Regions from separate parts of the Homo sapiens genome. Here region 1 is linked to region 2. A link is an interaction called in ENCODE POLR2A ChIA-PET data of the cell type or tissue named here. Cell type or tissue: CD4-positive, alpha-beta T cell. All regions are shown on one strand. Links, peaks and the distances in the headings refer to the core of each region. The heading gives the core; the rest is flanking DNA.

Region 1 (7,971 bases), core at 1,528-5,527, 140 kb before region 2:
GAACATATCGCGCTAGACCCACGAATTCCACTGACGGCTCTGACACCCACGAAGTCCATCCATCTCTGTGCAGGGACATTCCACTAAACAAAGCCAATTGATATCTCACATTCTGAAGATTTTTCAAATATTATTACTAAGGCATTTTCCCTTGTTTTGTTTTAATTCAAGTGGGTTTTTATTTGAGACTTAGAGGTCATAAGTTTTATATCCTCAGGCTCGATTTAAAACCTGGCCACAACAGATAGTAAACAGCGGTCTCATTTTCTTGTAACAATAGTTCATGACATTGTGGTAAGAAACTACACTTGGCAGCTGAACATAACAAAAAACGCATGGTCTTTGGAGTTGAACTGGCCCAAATACGAATCCTGTTCTGTCATTTACTTTGTTGGGATCCAGGGCAAGTTACTTAAGCATTTTAAGCCTCTGTTTCTTCATTTTCAAAATGGGTATAGCAATGTGAAAGAGTATATATATGCCTTAAACAGTGGCTAGTATGTAATTGGTTTTTGAAAAATATTCCTTTCTCCATGTGTAATGACATGACACGTGGCACATCTCAGGACCCTGGTTTAAGGAGATGTGAAGCACATAGAAGGTCTTAGTTGAAATTTTGCATTGGAAAAGGAGATCTTATAATCTCCACCATGAATTATAAATATCTAAGGAAGAGAAACAGTGTGTTTCTTATGCTTGCAAATTGCCTTTAATCTTGTATGCTTGTGAATAGTTGAATGACAGGCAGACACAACGGCTTTACGTTCAAGTGACAAGACAAACAATAATACCTGTCAATAGAGACTTACCTCTGTGCCATACACTTTACATATCTTATTATTATTTTTTAAAGACAGAGTCTTGCTCTGTTGCCCAGGCTGGAGTGCAGTGACATGTTCACAGCTCACTGCAGTCCTGACCTCCTGGTCTCAAGCAATCCTCCCACCTCAGCCTCCTGAGTAGCTGGAACCACAGGCAAGCGCCACCACGCCCAGCTGATTTATTTTTATTTTTGTAGAGATGAGGTCTCACTATGTTGCCCAGGCTGGTCTCAAATTCCTGGGCTCAAGTGATCTTCCTGCCTCAGCCTCCCAAAGTGCTATTTTATCCTCATAATAACTTTTAAGAGAGGTGTTATCTCTATTTGCAAATAAGGAAACTAAACAGTAGTCAGGTTAATTGTCTTTCCCAAAGTTACACAACCAGTGGTAGAGGTGGGATTTTAAGCCAAAAATTGTCAGTAAATCATTGTAGATGGTGGCTATCATATTAAGAAGGCTATTTCTTGACTAAGCTCGGTCATGAGATTAGCATTCCAGTACCAACATGCTGGACACTTGCTGAATAGATGAACACATAGAATCAGTGCCTGCAAGCAGGGTGTGCCTAGTTATCCAGCAGGATGATTTCCTGGATGAGGGTTCGAGCCAAGTGAATGGGGTAATGGCCCCTAACAAACCCAGGGCCCTTGGGTCAGTGGCATCTACAATGCAATGATTACATGCTAATAATTTCAGTATTTGCATTATAGTTCAGGAAATAGAAGAACAAGTCTTTTCTTATTGCTTTGCCTTTGTTGGACATTTTGGTTGAGTACAATTTTTCCTTATCACCTTCTGAATACTTTCTGAAATACTTTCAACTGCAATTCGACTTTCAGTCTTTGCAAGTGTATCCATTGGGTGATATGTATGGTGTTATGACATTTATGTTCTAATGACACATAAGGGCTTCCAGATTTGTAGTAAGTCTAGAATTCATCTCCAGTGACTACACTGAGCAAAAACAGAATATGCACTTTGTAATGATAAAAATTCTTAGTAATGGTTCTGTAATTAGCCTAATGATTTCAACAACTGATCTTTAATATGCATGAGCTTAATTCCTGTTAAGAGCAGAAATCTCAGATTCCTCTCAAGGTCTCCCTTCATACTTATCTTCAGTAATTTAATAAATGTGTATGAGTCTATAGTTGCTCATGTTTTCTCCATTTATATGCATTTATCTGGGTCAGCATGTGGTTAGAGTGATGACATACAAAGGAAATTCAGGCCTCTTGTCTCAGAGCCAGAGGCCTGTATAAACATTCCTGTGTCTGAGATTTGGGGGTTGGAGAAGGTCTCTGGACCTGTCCCCTCAAAATGTCAGGAGCTTACTGCATCTCCCAAAAGGATAGTGCCTAGAAAATGTAGACTTTGTTGATAAAAAATACATAGTGATCATTACATTGACATTTGAAGTATCTGGTTCTTTTCAGATTAGGCAGATGATAGTAAAAGGTCATTGGTGGTGTTGATGAAGGAGAGAGTGGTTGATGAGTAGGATATTAATAATGGCCCTTTACTGAGGCAAGCAAACAGAACCTAACAGACAATATATAGGCAAATACTGTTAAAAACACGGCGACACAAAAACTCACAGGGCTCCACAGAAATACAAGCAAAAACAAACTCCAGACCTCTTGGCTTAACATAATTCCAGAAAAGACCCAGTAAGGATCTGGATAAAGTGTCCATGGCCAAGAGGAACTGAAAAAGTCAGATTCCAGGGGTCCTCACATTTCTGGTTTCCCATTAGATTTTATCTCCCATCTCAAGCAGTAGGATCTGGCAAGAGGGATACAAAAGACTCTGCAATTCAACTTTCAGAAGAGCTGGGGGAAGAAGCAAGGCCATGCCTCTCTGTTAGTAATCCTCTGTGCTTTAGACCACAGTGTGAGAATTTGGAGGTGAGAGGGCAAAAGGAGGTTGCAGCAGGAATCTTGGCCTGGGATCAGTTTGAGGGAGTTTTGCATAAAGGTATTTACTTTGGGAAGATAATATTAGCTCAATTATTTCCCATGGAAACTGGAAAATAAACTCCCACTTTAAACTAAACACATGCACATACTTAGTTTCTGTTTGCACTCTTTCCCTGACTAGTGAGTGAGAAAGGTCTGTGTGTGTGTGTCTGTGTGTGTGTGTGTGTGTGTGTGTGTGTGTGTGTGAGTGTGTATGCTTCTTTGTGGCCCTATTTTTGCTTTGCTTCAACTTATTTCGTCATTTCATGCTTGCTGCCTAGCAGACATGGATGGGTGGATTTTGATCAGAGTTAAAGGCAGTTTGCCCACTATCTGCCATGGTGGGACTTATGCCTGCCAGTCGGTAGGCCTCCCTGAAGTTCATCTTGTCTTGTCAAAATGCTGATGCATCAAGATTGATGTGTTTTGAGTAGGAATTATTTTTCAAAGCCTTGTTTGGGCCAGTTCTGGTCTGGTGCCATGTCTTACATAGTGTATATCATGAATCTTCACTGAGAAAGAAACAAGCCTGTGTTTCTGAAGTGTCCTTCAGCTTAGGTTTGCCCATACACTTTTGGTAAAATTCCTTTTCCAGAAGCCTCAGAGTGAGTCCAGGATACAGAAAAAGAGGAGTGTATCATGCTTGTGGGTTTAACAGTTTATCTGTCACCACCTCCTCCCCACCCCATGAAAAGGCCAAGCTGTCTCACTGGGGATAATTTAATGCCACTCTTCTAGGATAACAGAGAGTCACTTAATGCATGTATTTAGTCAGTCTTTGAAGTAAAGGAAGGTGTGTCGATTTCTGTGTAGAAGCGGTATGCCCAAAGGAGTGGAGTGGTTCTACTCCTCCTCCTTCACCTCCTCCTTCCATTAATTTTGAGCACTGCATAAAGCATGGTATTATTGAGGATGTTGCTGGGGATGTTGTTCCATTTATTTTTACTACATATCAAATCACTGCATAGTTTTTGTAGGTTAGAAAGTTGTAAAGGGCTGTGATGAGTGGTTCTGGAAGGGTGTGTCTCCTGCAGGAACCTATAGGAGCTTGGGTCTGGCTTGGCATCTCTCTCTCTCTCTCCATGTAGTCTCAGGGTATCTCCATGTGATCTTTCCATTTGGGATAATTTGGGCTTCCTCACAACGTGGTGGCTTCGGGGAGGTAGACTGTTAAATGATAAATCAGGGCTTCAGCGCTAGTGCACCAGTGAACTAGGGGGAGGCATCAACTTTCCTAACAGCCTTGGAAATCATGTAGTATTACGTCTGTTGCATTCTGTTGGTTCTAAGCAAGTCAGTGTACTCAGAGATAAGGAAAATGGATACTGACCCTACTTTTTGATGGGAGGAGTATCAAGGTAATATTGTAGAAAAGCATGTGCCATCTTTGGGGGATACAATTTGTCATAGGAATAGCTCTATTCAAGAAAAAATAATCACAGTAAAGACAGTCCAACTGGCAATAGTCCTTTCGGGAAATTCTGTGATCTCAAAATGTTGCATGCCAGTTTGAATGGTAAAATATACACTGACCTTTCTGTGAAATCATTTTTTTTTACTTTAAAATGTTATATTGTGGTATACTTTACATTCAATAAAATAAACACATCTTAAATATACAGTTTAATAAATTTTGATAAATGTTTGCACTCGTGTGACAACCACCCCTGTCAAAACACAGAATACTTCATCACCCCCAAAATTCCCTTGTGCTCTTATGGAGTAAACCCTTGCTGTCTTTGGTCTCAGGCAATTTCTGTGTTGTTTTCTGTTACTATTGATCAATTTTACCTGTTTTAGATTTTCACGGAATCTGACAGCATATACTCTTTTGTCGGCATAATAGTTTTGAGATTCACTCATTTTGTTGTATGTAATGTAAATCAACATTATTTCTGAGTAATATGCCATAGAATGAATATACTGTAATTTGTTTATCCATTCTCCAGTTGATAGACATTTGGGTTGTTTATTGTTTTTGGCTATTATGAATAAAGCTGGTATGAATATTCATGTACAAATGCTTATGTAGACATACCCTTTCATTTCTCCTGGATTAATACTAAGGAGTGGAATTGCTGGGCCATATGGGAAATTTATGTTGAACTTTCTGAGAAACTGTCATTCTGTTTTCCACAGTGGTTGTTCCATTTTACATTCTCACCAACAACATAAGAAAGTTTCTGTAACTTTACATCCTCACTGTACTTGGGTATGTCAGTCTTCAATTTTAGATAATCCAGTGTGTAGTGCTTTAAATATACATTTTCATGATGATCAGGATGTTGAGCATATTTTCATTCATTTATTAGACATTTATATTTCTCCTTTTGTAAACTATCTGTTCAAATCTTCTGCCCATTAAGCATTTTAAAACATATTTTTCCTGTTGGATTATAGTTCTTTAAATAGTCTCAATACAAGACCTGCAGTAGGTATGTATATGGTGAATATTTTTTTTCCCAGTCTGTGGATTGCCTGTTTATTCTTTTATGATATCTTTGGACTAGAAGTCATTAATTTTGATAATGTTTCATTTATACTTTTTCATTTTATGGTTTGTTCTTTTTATCTGTTATGTCTAAAAAAATCTTTCCTACCCCATAGTCACAAAGATTTTCTTCTGCATATTTTTCTAGAAGTCTTACAGTTTTAGCTTCAATTTCTATGATCAATTTTTGTTTATAGTGCGAGGTAAGGGTCAAGGTTTATTTGTTAAAAATATGGGATCTGGTTTTTCAAGAACTGTGTTGAAAACACTATCCTTTACTTATTGAATTATCTCTACATCCTTGTTAAAAGTCAATTTACCATTGGGTAGTTATATTTTTTGACTGCCTATTGTGTTCCATTTATTTATATGTCTATCCTTATGTAAATATCACACTGTCTCCATTTCTGTAGCTTTATAGAAAGTCTCAAATTCCTTTCTAAAATTGCTTTTACCAATCTTGGTTCTTTGCATTATATCACCATAAATTTCAAAAACACCCTGTCAATTTCTTTTAAAAAGCTTCCTGGGATTTTTATTAGAATTCCATTGTATCTATAGATCACTTCAGGGAAATTTATCGATTTATAATGTTGAATCTTTTGATTCATGAACATAGTATATCTCTTCATTTATTTAGGATTTTAAACATTTATTTCTTACACAGTTTTTGTTAGATTTATGCTTATTTTATGTTTTGATCCTATTGTAAATAACATTGTTTTAAGTTTCATTTTTGAAATTATTCATTGTGCTAGTATACAGAGGTAAAAATGGTTTTTATATTAATCCTGTATCTTGCAACCTTGCTGTATTCATCTATTAGTTGCAATAGTTTTTATTATGGATTCTTTAGGGGTTTCAATATGTACAATCATGTCATCTGTGAATAAAGGAAGTTTTATATTTTCCTTTCTAATCTGTATGCCTTTTATTATCTTTTTCTTGCCTTACTGTATTGGTCAGGACCTCCAATACAACTTTGAATGGAAGTGATAAGAGCATGCATCCTTGCCTTCTTTCTGATATTAGAGGGAAAACATTCAATTAAGTGTGATGTTAGCTGTAGATTTTTTTTTTTTGGTAGATGCCTTTTATTGGGTTGAGGAAATTCCCTTTTACTCTTAGTTTGCTGGGGGATTTAAAAATAATTATGCCTGGTTTTTGAATTTCCCAGTGCTTTTTATGTATCTATGGGAATGGTTATAGAGTTTTTCTGGTTGATTCTGTTGATATAGTGTATTGCATTAATTATTCTCTAATGGCAAACCAACTTGCATTCCTGAGACAACTCCCATTTGGTCATGATGTATTATCTTGTTGCAGTGTCTATCAATGGAGTGTCTATCTTGAGGTCGCAGTAAAGATATTGGCTAGGATTGAAGTTATCTGAAGCTTTGTCTGGTTGAAACTTTCTGCTTCTAGGAAACTTCTTGCTAAAAGTCACATGACTGTGTTTGGCAGCAGATCTTTCTTTACCGATGAACCTGTTTTCTCAGTGTGACAGCTAGATTCCCCCAGAGTGAGTGATTGGGTATGTTGTCAGGGAGGGAGGAGAGAAGAGAAAAAGAGCCAGAGTGAGAGTGAGGGAGACTGAAAGAGACTTTTGTTTTTCTGTTTTCTATTTCATTGACTTCTGCTTTTATTATTTTCTTCCTTGTATTCATTTAGTGGTCACTTTTGGTCTTCTTTTTTAGCTTCTTGAGTAGGAATATTAGATTGTTGATTTTTAAAATGTATTCTTTCTCATGTAAGCATTTAAGAGTACAGATTTCTCTTTAAGCCTACTTGAGTTGCATCTTATACATTCTGATGTGCTGGGTATTTGCCATCATTTAAAATACTTAAAAGTTTCTCTTGAAATTTCTTCTTTGGTGTATGGCTTATGGACTATTTAAAAGAGTTTTTACTTAATTTCAAAAAAGTAAGGATCTTACAGTTATATTTTTGTTATCCATTTCTAATTTATTTCCATTGTGATAAGTGAATATCCTATGCATAATTTCAATTTTAAAAATGTATTTCTACCTCTTTTATGACCCAGCATAGGTCTACCACAGTGAATGTTTTATTTGTACTTGAAAAGAATGTGTATTTGTCCATGTTACATGTAGTGTTTTAAAAATATCAATTAAGTCATGTTGGTTGATTGAGTTTTCCATGTCTTCTGTATCTTTACTGATTTTTTAAAAATCTACTTGTTCTATCAGTTACTGGTAGAGGAGTGCTGAAATTTTCATTTCCCTGTTGGTTTGTTTATTTTCCCCCTCGGTTCTATCAGTTTTTCTTCATGTATCTTGAAGTCCTGTAATTGAATGAATACACATTTAGGATTGTTATGTCTTCAGGAATATTTATCCTTTTTATCAATAAGAGACTATATCTCTTTCTGTCTGTTAATCTTTCTTATCTTGATAGGTACTTTGTTCAAACTTTATATACTCTCCAACTTTTTATGATTAGTGTCCAAATGGTATGTTTTTTTCTATCCTTTTATAACAGTTATCTTTTCTGTTTCAAAATGTTTGAAGTGCATTTCTTCTAGACAGTATATAATGGGTCTTGCTTTTTGAAAATCTGACAATCTCTGTGAGTGTTTTTTTGTGTGTGACAATTTCTGTTCAAATTATAGTGCTTAGGCTGTTTGTGGTGAATGTAATATCAGTATGCTTAAATTTAAGTTTATCATCTTGCTACTTAC
Region 2 (7,971 bases), core at 2,007-6,006:
CCTTTATTTCTTTCTCTTGCCTGATTGCCGTGGCCAGAACTTCCAACACTATGTTGAGTAGGAGTGGTGAGAGAGGGCATCCTTGTCTTGTGCCAGTTTTCAGAGGGAATGCTTCCAGTTTTTGCCCATTCAGTATAATATTGGCTGGGGGTTTGTCATAAATAGCTCTTATTATTTTGAGAAATGTTCCATCAATACCTAGTTTACTGAGAGTTTTTAGCATGAAGATCTGTTGAATTTTGTTGAAGGCCTTTTCTGCATCTATTGAGATAATCATATGGTTTTTGTCATTGGTTCTGTTTATGTGATGGATTACGTTTATTGATTTGCGTATGTTGAACCAGCCTTGCATCCCAGGGATGAAGCCGACTTCATCGTGGTGGATAAGCTTTTTGATCTGCTGCTGAATTTGGTTTGCCAGTATTTTATGGAGGATTTTTGCATTGATGTTCATCAGGGATATTGGTCTAAAATTCTCTTTTTTTGTTGTGTCTCTGCCAGGCTTTGGTATCAGGATGATGCTGGCCTCATAAAATGAGTTAGGGAGGATTCCCTCTTTTTCTGTTGATTGGAATAATTTCAGAAGGAATGGTACCAACTCTTCTTTGTACCTCTGGTAGAATTCAGCTCTGAATCCATCTGGTCGTGGACTTTTTTTGATTGGTAGGCTATAATTATTGCCTCAATTTCAGAGCCTATTATTGGTCTATTCAGAGATTCAACTTCTTCCTGGTTTAGTCTTGGGAGGGTGTATGTGTCCAGGAATTTATCCATTTCTTCTAAATTTTCTAGTTTATTTGCATAGAGGTGATTATAGTATTCTCTGATGGTAGTTTGTATTTCTGTGGGATCGGTGGTGATATCCCTTTTATCATTTTTTATTACATCTATTTGATTCTTCTGTCTTTTATTCTTTATTATTCTTCCTAGAAGTCTATTAATTTTGTTGACCTTTTCAAAAAACCAGCTCCTGGATTCATTGAATTTTTGAAGGGTTTTTTGTGTCTCTATCTGTTTCAGTTCTGCTCTGATCTTAGTTATTTCTTGCCTTCTGGTAGCTTTTGAATTTGTTTGCTTTTGCTTCTCTAGTTCTTTTAATTGTGATGTTAGGGTGTGGATTTTAGATCTTTCCTGCTTTCTCTTGTGGGCATTTAGTGTATAAATTTCCCTCTACACATTGCTTTAAATATGTCCCAGATTCTGGTATGTTGTATTTTTGTTCTCATTGGTTTCAGAGAACATCTTTATTTCTGCCTTCATTTCGTTATTTACCCAGTAGTCATTCAGGAGCAGGTTGTTCAGTTTCCATGTAGTTGTGCAGTTTTGAGTGAGTTTCTTAATTCTGAGTTCTAATTTGATTGCAGTGTGGTCTGAGAGACAGTTTGTTGTGATTTCTGTTCTTTTACATTTGCTGAGGAGTCTTTTACTTCCAATTATGTGGTCAATTTTAGAATAAGTGTGATGTGGTGCTGAGAAGAATGTATATTCTGTTGATTTGGGGTGGAGAGTTCTGTAGATATCTATTAAGTCTGCTTGGTGTAGAGCTGAGTTCAGTTCCTGGATATCCTTTTTAACCTTCGGCCTCATTGATCTGTCTAATATTGACAGTGGGGTGTTGAAGTCTCCCATTATTATTGTGTGGGAGTCTAAGTCTCTTTGTAGGTCTTTAAGGACTTGCTTTATGAATCTGGGTGCTCCTGTATTGGGTGCATATATATTTAGGATAGTTAGTTCTTCTTGTGGAATTGATCCGTTTACCATTATGTAATGGCCTTCTTTGTCTCTTTTGATCTTTGTTGGTTTAAAGTCTGTTTTATCAGAGACTAGGATTGCAACCCCTGCTTTTTTTCTTTGCTTTCCATTTGCTTGGTAGATCTTCCTCCATCCCTTTATTTTGAGCCTATATGCATCTCTGCACATGAGATGGGTCTCCTGAATACAGCATACTGATGTGTCTTGACTCTTTATCCAATTTGCCAGTCTGTGTCTTTAACTGGGGCATTTATCCCATTTACATTTAAGGTTAATATTGTTATGTGTGAATTTGATCCTGTCATTATGATGTTTGCTGGTTATTTTGCCCATTAATTGATGCAGTTTCTTTATAGCATTGATGGTCTTTACAATTTGGCATGTTTTTGCAGTGGCTGGTACCGGTTGTTCCTTTCCATGTTTAGTGCTTCCTTCAGGAGCTCTTGTAAGGCAAGCCTGGTGGTGACAAAATCTCTCAGCATTTGCTTGTCTGTAAAGGATTTTATTTCTCCTTCACTTATGAAGCTTAGTTTGGCTGGATATGAAATTCTGGGTTGAAAAGTCTTTTCTTTAAGAAGGTTGAATATTGGCCTCCACTCTATTTTGGCTTGTAGGGTTTCTGCTGAGAGGTCTGCTGTTAGTCTGATGGGCTCCCTTTGTAGGTAACCCGACCTTTCTCTCTGTCTGCCCTTAACATTTTTTCCTTCATTTCAACTTTGGTGAATCTGACAATTATGTGTCTTGGGGTTGCTCTTCTCGAGGAGTATCTTTGTGGCGTTCTCTGTATTTCCTGAATTTGAATGTTGGCCTGCCTTTCTAGGTTGGGGAAGTTCTCCTGTTTAATATCCCGCAGAGAGTTTTCCAACTTGGTTCCATTCTCCCCATCACTTTCAGGTACACCAATCAAACGTAGATTTGGTCTTTTCACATAGTCCCATATTTCTTGGAGGCTTTGTTCATTTCTTTTTACTCTTTTTTCTCTAACCTTGTCTTCTCACTTCATTTCATTAATTTGATCTTCAGTCACAGATACCCTTTCTTCCACTTGATCGAATCGGCTTTTGAAGCTTGTGCATGCATCACAAAGTTCTCGTGCCATGGTTTTCAGCTCCATCAGGTCATTTAAGGTCTTCTCTACACTGTTTATTTTAGTTAGCAATTCGTTAACCTTTTTTCAGGTTTTTAGCTTCCTTGCGATGGATTCGAACCTGCTCCTTTAGCTCAGAGAAGTTTGTTATTACCGACCTTCTGAGGCCTACTTAGGTGAACTCGTCAAAGTCATTCTCCATCCAGCTTTGTTCCATTGCTGGAAAGGAGCTGCGATCCTTTGCAGGAGAAGAGGCACTCTAGGTTTTAGAATTTTCAGCTTTTCTGCTCTGGTTTCTCTCCATCTTTGTGGTTTTATCTACCTTTGGTCTTTGATGTTGGGGACCTACAGATCAGGTTTTGGTGTGGATGTCCTTTTTGTTGATGTTGATGCTATACCTTTCTGTTTGTTAGTTTTCCTTCTAACAGTCAGGTCCCTCAGCTGCAGGTCTGTTGGAATTTGCTAGAGGTCCACTCCAGACCCTGTTTGCCTGGGTATCACCAGTGGAGGCTGCAGAACAGCAAATATTGCAGAACAGAAAATATTGCTGGCCTGATCCTTCCTCTGGAAGCTTCATCCCAGAGGGGCACCCGCCTATATGAGGTATCTCTTGGCCCCTACTGGGAAGTGTCTCCCAGTTAGGCTACACGGGAGTCAGGGACCCACTTGAGGAGGCAGTTTGTCCATTCTCAGAGCTCAAACACCATCCTGGGAGAACCATCGCAGTCTTCAGAGCTGTCAGACTCGGGCATTTAAGTCTGTAGAAGTTGTCTGCTGCCTTTTGTTCAGCTATGCCCTGACCACAGAGGTGGAGTCTATAGAGGTGTTAGGCCTTGCTGAGATGCGGTGGGCTCCACCCAGTTTGAGCTTCCTGGCTGCTTTGTTTACCTACTCAAGCCTCAGCAATCGCAGACGTCCCTTCCCCAGCCAGGCTGCCACCTCGCAGTTCAATCTCAGACTGCTGTGCTAGCAGTGGGGAAGGCTCCGTGGGCATGGAAACTGCCGAGCCAGGCACAGTAGAGAATCACCTTGTCTGCCGGTTGCTAAGACCTTTGGAAAAGTGCAGTATTTGGGTGAGAGTGTCCTATTTTTCCAGGTACAGTCTGTCACGTCTTCCCTTGGCTAGGAAAGGGAAATCCCCCGACCCCTTACACTTTCCGGGTGAGGCAACGCCCCACTCTGCTTCAGCTCACCCTCCATGGGCTGCACTCACCTTCCAACCAGTCTCAATGAGATGAACCAGGTACCTCAGTTGGAAATGCAGAAATCACCCGTCTTCTGCGTCAATCACGCTGAGAACTGCAGACCAGAGCTGTTCCTATTTGGCCATCTTGGAACCGGTCTGAGTCTGTTTTAGCCAGATCAAGTACTTGGTAAGTTATTCTACAGTGTGAAGCAGTTTTCCTTTGGGTACTTGGTGTTTCATTATTATTTAGTTCTTTGTCCTTCCTTTTCTCTCTTTCTTCCTTATCACATAAAATGTATATAATTGCCTGCCATATCAATACTTCTTTTTTTAAAGTTTGGGTGGTTCTGTCTAGGCATTCTATTTGCTCTGATGTACAGAGGGTTATTTCTTGATTTTTTAAAACATTATATATGACAATTTTGTTTGCTCCTCAGAGCTATAGGTTGGTGCCTGAGTATCCTTGTGTTCTACTCATTCTTTTACACACCAAGAGAATAGTAACAGAAGGAGAAAGCTCAGCTGTGTTAGGTTATTTCCACTCTTTGTTAAAGAATTGAGCCCTGCTCATTTTCTGGAACTTTGTTGATGGTCCTGTGTCAAGACCTACTTGAGGGATATTTTCCTTTCTTGTGGAAATGTAGCCTTGGCTCCTTAGACCATAGAGCTGTGGAGCTTTCTTTTCTGTAGGGTCAGTCCCTATTTCATTCTCTTTTCCCCACCAGTATCTTCTCCCCCAGTTCCTCATTTGGAAGGAAAAAGATAATGACTCAGTTAATTTCTTTTGAGGTTTCAGTTCATCAATTCAGAAGTACAACTTCCGGGGGTTTGGGCACAAGTAAAAGCAAGGCTGTGCACCCTCTCTGTTTCATTTCACAGTCTTCAGTATCTTTCCTTATTTTCCAGTTTTTGGAGTTTATGCATTAAGCATCCCCCCTTTTCCTGTTTTGTGGCTGCTAGTGACTTCTCCTCTAGCTTTTAGGTTTTATAATTTTTAAAAATTCCCCTCTCTTCCATGTTGTTAGATACTGGAAAGGGAAATACTGTGACTCGGTTTTAATCTGCAATCTTAAAGTGAAGGCAGGATATGCCAAAAATTATATTCAAGAAATACAACAGATAATTTAGTTGTAAATTCCATATCATAACCAGTTAAAAGGGAGGGAGTTGGAACGAGAAATATGATGAGAATTTGAGAGACTATAATAAAAAAATCAAGAGAATAAAAGAATAACAGAGAAGAGAGTGAAATAATTTAAAAAGAGGAAAATTCAGTTGGTTCTGATGATGCTTTGGTTGGTAGTATCATCTTTTTAGACTGAGGGCATTGGTGTTGGTAATGCATTATCACTGTGCTTTGAAAATCTGGTAGGCTTTTCAACTTTTGAAAAACGATCCTTCCTGTTCTGGGAAATAATTTGGTTGTTTTTATTCTAAAACTTTAAAGTTTATGTTTGAAATAAAGTCTTATTTTTCTATGTAACCTTGAAATCTTTACAGATGTTTGAAGCAGTGACTTGGATTTTAAAATTTATTTTGTAATCTGAGATTCATTGACCGATGTGCCAACTATTCTGAAAGTTCCTGCTCTCCTGTATCACAGACTGTAGCATTAGAGAGTACTAAGAAAGCAGTGAACAGCTAAACATTGGGAGGGAGGAAATGGTTAGGGTGGTAATGGAATCAGAATCAGGGAGAGAAGTGGGATCAGATACTGGGTGCAGGGAAAAGGTGGGGTTGGGGACCCAAATGGCTTGAAAACATCTACTAAGGGATTTTATGGAAACTGCACAAAGAAGAAAGTCAAGTGTCTAGGTAAAAGTCAGCAGCCAGTAGAGCCACAGAGAACAAGAAAAATGTGGACTGAAAATCCGTGCGTATTAAGAAGGAGTGAAACCTGAGATGGCTTGTTTTCTGTCAACTTTATTCTATCTTAACTATGGGAAGTATCAGCTGTGAGATAGAAAACTTGCAATAATAAGATATGATACTTCTGGCTGTGTGGATAGAGACAGAGAAACAGAGAGGGAAAGAGAGAGAAGGAGAATGCACATCTTATTCCTTTGATGTCACCAAACTGTCTGACATATTTCCCTTCTCTGACATGGTAGGTGTGTCTCAAGATTACATTCATTTTGAATCAGCATTTATGAATATTTGATTTTTAAAATTTTCTTTTTGAATTTAGTGTTTGAGATTGAATTTAAAGCTATATTGAGGTAAAACTTCCAAACAACCAATAAACTTTACTCATTTAAAAAATGCAATTTGATGAGTTTTGGCAAATGTGTATTCCTGTGAAACCAACACAATCAAGATACCATATGTTGCCATCAAGACATGGAACATTTCTACCTGCTTTGTAACTTATTTCTTTTTCTACATCCTTCTCAATGTATTTTTTAACTACTCCTAATATTGTGGTAACAAGATATGCCTGGGATTTGAAAAAAATGGAAAAACATGTTTGGCAATTTAAACATATTAATCACAGTTGTTTTCACGTTTGTGCCTGATAATTTTAATATCTGAATTAGTTTTGTCTTTTTCCCTCTGGTTTTTCAGACAGTAGTCTGATATTATGGTTTGTTTTGTAAATTTTGATTGAGTCCAGACATTATATGTGAGAAAATTAAAGTGACAAGTTGAAAGTGGAGGCTCACAATAAGGTTTCCTTCCTCCAGTGAGGGTTTAGAACAGAAAGTGATCAGCTTAATCCAGTTTGGCACCATTCTGATTTGAAGCAAGGTTTTGGTATTACTAAGGGCCAGTCTATTTCTAGTTTCACCTTTATTCCTAAGGTGAAGCCCTTCAGAGGTCTTTTCTGAAAGCTGGGTTTATTGATTTATCCAGGATCTTCCATCCTGGTGAGCTCTGAAGTTCTATTATTTGTCTCCCATTCTTTTGAAGTTCTGAAAGTGCTATTTATCTTCTCAATGTCTCTACCAATGCTTATGAAATGACAAATGCCTTGGGTGAAAAGTATCACTGATTGTCTGATTCACCTCAATATTCTTCTCTTCTTTTTAAAATCTTGGCCCTTCAAGTCCTGGCTGCCTTGGTAGCTCTCTGATTACTTCAAATACACACACACACACACACACACACACACACACACACACACACACTTGAACTGTTTTCTCTTTTTGTATTTTCTTAATATGTGCTTCATTATTTCATTATCAATCCAGTTATCCAAACTAGGAATCTGGGTATCATCTTTCATTCCTCCTTCATTGTCTGTATACAAGTAATCACCAAATTCTATTTTACCATCTAAATATTTCTCTAATCTCTCCCCTCCCCTATATCTCTACTACTAGGTTACTATTTCAATTTGGAACTCAAAATTTACTTTCTTTGAGAAACAATGTTCTAAACAATTGGTAAATTCTCAGGCAAGTCTACAAAAGTCATTACCTATTTGAAATGCTGTCACCGCATGAGCCATAAACTCTCCCAACTCCAAGTTCTGAGGGCTCTTGATCTCTGAGTCTCATATCTTTTCTAAGTCTAGAATTCTAAGATCCAGCCCAAATGTAAATACCATGAGCCAGTTGGATGAATGAATAAAGGGAAAGAAAGGGATAAGAACTTAATGTAAACACCGGTAATATGAAGGAAAATCTGGCTGAGGAAGCGCAAAATAAAGCATGAGTACTCTAGCTTTCAGAAAGGGTTCTTGGCTAGGGTTGTCAGATAAAATACATGTAACATTTGGGACATACTTATAATAAAAATTATTCATTATTTATATAAAATGCAAATTTAACTGGGCATTCTTAATTCTGTTTGCTAGATCTGTCAATCCTATACTAAGCTGAAAAAGCAGGATTAAGACCCTAAAGTGTGTAGAGAGTATATAGATAAGAACATAGATATAGATAGATAGTTGGCAAGTGAAAAATTTTTTTAATGCAGGAGCTTTATAGACTAACATGGTGCA

The links. ChIA-PET counts read pairs that join two places held together with the same protein. Peaks named below come from ENCODE experiments on the same cell type or tissue, not always from the same donor. Only the 100,000 strongest peaks of a DNase experiment are listed, where the experiment ranks them.
Region 1: POLR2A ChIA-PET joins it to region 2 with 6 read pairs; 6 of 35 experiments call an interaction of 5 or more read pairs at or near these places.

The regions. Positions count from the first base shown.
Region 1 is chr2:37,457,564-37,465,534 of GRCh38, forward strand. No RefSeq gene overlaps it. Among named protein-coding and RNA genes, the nearest start is that of LINC03063, 100 kb to the right of the region's middle. In CD4-positive, alpha-beta T cell, for the core only: no CTCF peak of the experiment used is centred there; no DNase peak of the experiment used is centred there; H3K27ac peaks cover 1,371 bases.
Region 2 is chr2:37,596,151-37,604,121 of GRCh38, forward strand. The region is part of intron 1 of LINC03063 (long intergenic non-protein coding RNA 3063); the gene reads left to right. Among named protein-coding and RNA genes, the nearest start is that of LINC03063, 38 kb to the left of the region's middle. RefSeq lists an enhancer at 4,586-4,675 and a silencer at 6,660-6,709. In CD4-positive, alpha-beta T cell, for the core only: no CTCF peak of the experiment used is centred there; DNase peaks (open chromatin) are centred at 3,721 and 4,831; H3K4me3 peaks cover 2,517 bases; H3K27ac peaks cover 1,600 bases.